2 separate regions of the Homo sapiens genome follow, and region 2 is linked to region 1. A link is a loop called in an ENCODE intact Hi-C map of the cell type or tissue named here. Cell type or tissue: prostate gland. All regions are shown on one strand. Each heading gives the region's core, and the rest is flanking DNA. Links, peaks and the distances in the headings are about the cores only. Region 1 overlaps TBX2 (T-box transcription factor 2). Region 2 holds the start of TBX4 (T-box transcription factor 4).

Evidence for each region. A loop is a pair of places that touch in the nucleus more often than their neighbours do. Peaks named below come from ENCODE experiments on the same cell type or tissue, not always from the same donor. Only the 100,000 strongest peaks of a DNase experiment are listed, where the experiment ranks them.
Region 2: it touches region 1 in a loop (3-fold over the local background); 6 of 110 quality-filtered maps call a loop at or near these places.

The regions. Positions count from the first base shown.
Region 1 is chr17:61,402,667-61,405,566 of GRCh38, reverse strand. It overlaps TBX2 (T-box transcription factor 2), which reads right to left. Exons shown (of 7, transcript NM_005994.4): 3 at 2,360-2,506; 4 at 1,070-1,146; 5 at 798-961; 6 at 1-365. Among named protein-coding and RNA genes, the nearest start is that of TBX2, 4.3 kb to the right of the region's middle. RefSeq lists an enhancer at 1-159. In prostate gland, for the core only: no CTCF peak of the experiment used is centred there; a DNase peak (open chromatin) is centred at 1,448; H3K4me3 peaks cover 2,500 bases; H3K27ac peaks cover 2,500 bases; H3K27me3 peaks cover 1,131 bases.
Region 2 is chr17:61,451,152-61,454,051 of GRCh38, reverse strand. TBX4 (T-box transcription factor 4) reads right to left here and starts at 1,630. Exons shown (of 9, transcript NM_001321120.2): 1 at 1,475-1,630. LOC124904042 (a long non-coding RNA gene) reads left to right here. Exons shown (of 2, transcript XR_007065872.1): 2 at 1-810. RefSeq lists enhancers at 1-18, 819-1,660. In prostate gland, for the core only: no CTCF peak of the experiment used is centred there; no DNase peak of the experiment used is centred there; H3K4me3 peaks cover 762 bases; H3K27me3 peaks cover 291 bases.

The DNA.
Region 1 (2,900 bases), core at 83-2,582:
GCTGGAAAAGGCCAGGCCGGGCAGGTGTCCGGCGCCCAGGGGGGACGCACTGTCTGTCTGCACCACCAGCGGCGCCAGGCCCTGCTCCTTGCCCTCGGCCGCCTCCTTGCGCCCCTCGTCCTTCCTCCGAGCTTCGGCGCGCTCCTTCTCCAGGCTCCTCAGGCCGAACGGGCCGTCCCCGCCGCTCTCGGCCGGCTCCTTGCCCCTCTCGGGACTACGCCGCTCCCGGGCGCGCTCGGGTTCGGTCAAGCGAGTGGGGCTGGCGCTGTCTGGAGCCGGGCTGCGGCCTAGCGGCGCCCCCGCACGCTCCTCGCTCAACCGCTCAGGCTCCGGGTCGCTGTCCGCGGCGCACGACTTCTCCTCAGCTGCGGGGAGAGGGCGCGCGGATTACAGGGGCCTGGGCGGAGGCCGACGAGCAGGATCAGGGACACTCGGGAAGGGCTGCTCTCGGGGAGGCCGAGTCGGAGGAGCTGCTGGAGTCGGGCAAAGGGCAGCTGCAGGTCACCTAATCCAAGACCCCAGATTTACAGTGGAAGGAACCCAGCCCTGGAGAGGAAACCCTACAGCTATAGAATTACACGGCGCCCAAGGGGCCAGGCTCGGAGTCCGGCCGGATCTTCTGGCTACCGGGGACCGCCCTCGTAGGGGAGTCCCGGGACGGAAACCCCATCCCAGACACTCGCCGACGTTTCCTTCCTGGCCTTTCAGGTTAGCGGGTGGCTCAGCAAAAGACCAGCCCAGCGACCTGAGGACCCCCCGCCGCCACCTCCCTGTCCCTCCTCCGGTCCGACCCTCACCTCGGGCCCGGTGCAGGCGCAGCGGACTGGGCGCTGCGCCCGGGGAGGTGGGTGGTTCCCGCGCGGGGGGAGGGTCGCACGACGAGGCGTCTGACTCCGCGCCATCGCGCTCGGGTTTGCAGTGCTCCTCGTACAAGCGTAGAGACGGCAGCGTCAGCTGCTTCCTGGGGATGAGCGGATGAACCAGGTCAGCGGGGAGCCCATCCCTCCATCCCTCCTGCTCGCTGCTCCCGCGGGCACCCGCCACAGGGCTGCTGTCCTCGGCCTCTCACCTTTTCTCCCGCCGGCCGTTCCCGGTGTCCCGGAAGCCCTTGGCAAACGGGTTGTTGTCGATCTTCAGCTGTGTGATCTGCGGGGACCAAGGGGGCGGCGCTAAGTCAGGCCGTGGCTCTTCCAGCGTGGTCGGTGGCACCCCGAGGTCAGCGGGTGCTGGCCGCAGAGGGAAGACCCGGGGAGCGTCCACTTGGTACCCACCCGCCTGGGATGGGACGCCCCGAGCTGAGGCCGGTGGGAGGGCCTCGCGGAAAGCGACGGGGTCTGTCCTCCAAAAGCTTCATTCGAGGAATTATCCCTAGACAGGCCTAGACAGCCCCACACAGGCCTAAAGCAGTGCCACAGTGTCGGAACCAGCCCAAGCATGCACACCCGCCCGCGGGCTTGCGCAAGTTAAACGACTCCGCACCCGAGCAGGCGCGAACAGAGACTGCAGTTCACACGCAAGGCTGCAGGTACACACAAAGCCAAATCACACTCACGGGCTCGCACACACGCAAGTGTGCACAGACATAACAAACGCCTACGGAACCAAACGAATTCACATGCCTCCACAGGTATCCAACACACCCCAAACGGGGCACGCACAGCCCAGCGTACACCTTGGTTCACAAAGCCACAACGACCGGCACGGACACTCGTACCCTCTCTTTCACTCGACAGTGGCGCACAAGGGCACAGGCCTAGAGGGGTGATGCTCTGCCCCACTAGAACAAGGGTGGAGAAGCCGCAAGCAGAAAAAGCCCTTTGATTGGAAGGTAATTCTCTAAGCGCCTCCCAAGGGGTCTGGGGCCTAGACTGACCCAGAGCAGTAGCCAGGAGTGCTTTGGGGGGCTGTGTCACCTGTCCCACCCTCTGGCTCCCCCCGAGAGAGTGAAAACTGGGCCCCGGGTTCTGAGCATCGGTAGAGCCTGGGCAGATTGCCTCGGGCGCCCTCTCTTCACTTACATTCTCATTCCTGAGCCAAGAAATAAACGAATAAAATGTAAAAATGTCAGCGCGGGCCCGGAGTCTCAGCTAATTGTTAAGTAAACATCTCCATCAGAACGACGGCCCAGCTGTTCGCTCGCCCCAGGGGAGCCTGTGTGTGCGCGCGGTGGGATTGAGAGGGCGCCTTGAGGACTTCCGTGAGTGCTGCGCGTATGGATGCGAGGCTCGGTGCTCGGGGGCGGGCCGCAAGAGCGCGGATCCCGTGCAGGGGGCTTCGAGGGGCGATGAACGGACGGTTGGGCCTGCACGTGTTGAGGGGCGTCAGTGCAGGGGCTTAGCCCACCGCCCGCCGCGCGCACCTTGTCATTCTGGTAGGCAGTGACGGCGATGAAGTCGGTCTCCGGGAACACGTAGGTGCGGAAGGTGCTGTAAGGCAGCTTCAGGATGTCGTTGGCTCGCACTATGTGGAAGCGCGGCTGGTACTTGTGCATGGAGTTTAGGATGGTCTGCGGGGAGGGTGGGGGTCAGCCGGCAGCCACCAGCCCCGGCCCGAGCTTTTCTATTCTTTGGGTACCTGACCTCTTCCTCTCCACTTTCTCTCTCTCTCTCTCTCTCTCTCTCTCTCTCTCTCTCTCTATCGGTTCTTCCTCTTCCCCATTTTCTCCTGTCTCTGCTCTTTTCTCACCCTTATTTCTTTTTCTTCTACTTTTCCTCTCGCTTTTCTCTTTTCACAGCTTCTTTTTCTCTTGCCATTAAAAAAAATTTCCCAGTTGGAAACAGAAATGAGACAGAGCAAAAACAAAACAAAACAAAAAACAAAACAAAAAAACCAACCAAAAAACAACCCCTCCCCACAAAAGAAACCCAAACAAAATAAAACAAAACAGAGCCCTACAATTC
Region 2 (2,900 bases), core at 166-2,665, 48 kb before region 1:
GCCTGGCACATTCATAATACTATTTCCAATATCGAGGTGACATAGTGAACAATAGGTCACGTTAATCTATTGTAATTTTTTATTCTTGCTTTGTATCCCTAATACGTTTCCGTTGCTTGCTCTTCATTTTGATTATACTTTGTCACGCTGTTTCAATAACTTCTTGTTTACCATAACTTGTTATATAATTGTTCTCAAAATTCATGTTAATTTCCCTCACATCCTTATAATACTTCTTGTTATCTAACCACAATTTGTTTTGTTAGGCTTGCTCATAACACTCCAGGTATTATTCTTCAACACACCCCGACAGTATCTTGTTACTTTGTCATTATTTGTAATGTTACAGATCTGAACTCGCTAGTTACTCATCACATCATTACTTCTTGTTATTTTGTCATACTTTGTAATATTGTTGTAGCTCTTAATACTCTGATTATTTTTCATCACATTGGTACAATACTTCTTATTACTCAACCATTATTTATAATGTTCTTGTGACTATTAATACATTGGTCATAAATTGTCATATTACTCCAGCAATTCTTGTTAATATGTCTTTATTTATATTACTATTGCTCCTAAGATTTTAGTTAATATTTCTTTTAATAGTTCACTGTAGTATCAATAATACATTATATTATTATATCACTACCACTAATAGTATTTCCCTTAATAGTATTTTCATTGTTCATCTTTCTCCTACAGTTCGTTTGCTAGTTTCCTACAGTTTGGTAATTTGTTACACTATTACTATATGTTATATTAGTGCAATTGGTTTTAATAAACAGTCCTTACATTGTTCCTCTATTTAGAATTACTTTGTCTTTAATCCTTTTAAAAATTGTGATTACTATTTTCACTTGATTCTGAAAGTGACTATGATTGTATTATTTGGAAGTTCACGTGTTATATCAGTTATGCCGATTAGCCCTTTCTTTGGTAATTGTTCACATTCCAATAATCTTTAATCATCGATCATTATTTATATATAATGTTCCTTGCTTTAATTTTGACTAGTCTATTGCATCAAAGGCTCTGAGTCTAGTGTTCTGATCACTCACATATCTACACGGATTTTCGCTCCAGTACCGGGGCCCTCTTCCTTGGCCTTGCATATTCTGCAAACACCAATTTCCAGGCCACCGCTCCGCCTGTCACGGCCTTGTTCTTAGGGTGCTGGCGCTGTCGATATTTCTATGCTCTTGGATCTCTAGACCCAATTCATCGCGTTACTCAGAGAGGAGGGCTCGTGCCCCAACTACTGGGTGTCGGGCCGAGGCGGCGGCCCGACCCAAGGCACTTCGCGCCGCCTTCCTGCAACTTTGACCGCCCCTGAAGTTCTTCCCCGGGTCGCGTGACTCACCCCTTTCCAGCTCATCCTCCTGTCCGTCCCCGCAGCCTAACCCTGAGCCCCTGTGGCCCCAGCCCCGCACGCCCAGCTCGTCCCCACTCGGCTGGAACCCACACTCACCCTAATTGCGGTGCCGCATGCGGAGGCGCCAGCGGCCCGAGGTCCCCTGCAGGTTCGGGTCCGAGGAGCGCGGGACGGCCGGGGCTCCGACTCCGCGCCGCTGGGTCAGGGTCCAGCTGCCTGCCGTGCCCTCGGGGCTGGACACATCCCGGCTCTGGAGCGGGCCCTTGATCTCCAAGGCTGCACTTTGGGGCCTCAATTCCCTCCTCCTCCCTCCCTCCCTCTGGGGCCGCCCCCCCTCCGCGCTGACGTCGCCGCTGTCAATCAGTCTGCGCCCGCTGTCCCCCGGGGAGGGGGGCTCCAGGGTTCCCCGGCGTCGCGGTCCCCAAGATCCCGAGCCCCACGCGAGCCGCCGGCTCCTCCACCGCGCGGCCCAGTGCCCTCCTCTTGGCCCTCGGGCCCCGCGAGCCGGGTAGGGGCTGGGAGCCCCGCATGGTTTAGATTAGAGAGGCGGGAAGCAAGGGCGAGCAGCCCGGCTCTCAGCCGAGGCTCGACAACCAGGAGGGCTCGCCTGGCCCCGCCGTGCCCGAAGACTAGGACGCTCCACGACCGGGTCTGGCCACCCCCTGCCGGCGCCCGCTTCCAGGCAGCGGCTTCTACGGATCCCCGGCCGCAGAGCCCCGCTCCCCAAGCCCTGCTCCCAGCTGTGCGCGCTGTTCATTTGGGAGCCCCGGTCCCGAGGTCGCAGGCGCACACGCGCCTCACAGGCCCACGCTCCGCTTCCCTACCATGCCCACCACGCGGCCTTGCACTTCCAGGCCCTGGGCACGGCCCTTCTGCTCACCCGCCCTCCTTGTCCCGGCCCAGGGGGCCGCGGGCGCTGGACCCGGCCTGGCGCGCCTCGAAGTCGGCCGCGGAGGTCAGGGGTGAGGACTGGGAGGAAGCCCGGTGGCCGGGTGCGGGGCGGCGGCGGCAGGGAAGTGCTGGGCCGGCCTCTGAGTGGAGCCGAGTCCGGCTCGGGCCTTGACAGAGCCCAGGCCGGGCTGCAAGGTGCCAGGCTTGGCAGAGCCTCCTGGGGAAACTGCGGCCCAGGGCCAGGATTCCGCGGCAGCTCCTTGAGATCCTGGAGAGCTGAAGAGGAAGCCCAATGCCTGCCCTAGTCTAGGAAGTGGAGACTGGGGAGCGTCCTGCTCCCAGCCACCCGGTTCTTTCCGCCTCAGAAACGGAGTCCCGCTCAGCACCTAGACCTCCCTGCCCAGCCTCTGAGCTCTCTGTCTCCACTTACCTCTGTTTCTCTCTGTCTGTACCTCCCACAGGACGCTGCCTTTCCACTAGCAGACGGACCCATGCGGACCCCAGCCCGTGCCCCAGCCTCCCCGCCTGTCACATGCCCAGAATCCTGGGGCAGAAATAGGCCTGCCCACCCATCTGCAAAGACAGCAGAATCCTCATCAATAAGGATCCCCAGAGTGGTCCCTTAGTGCTT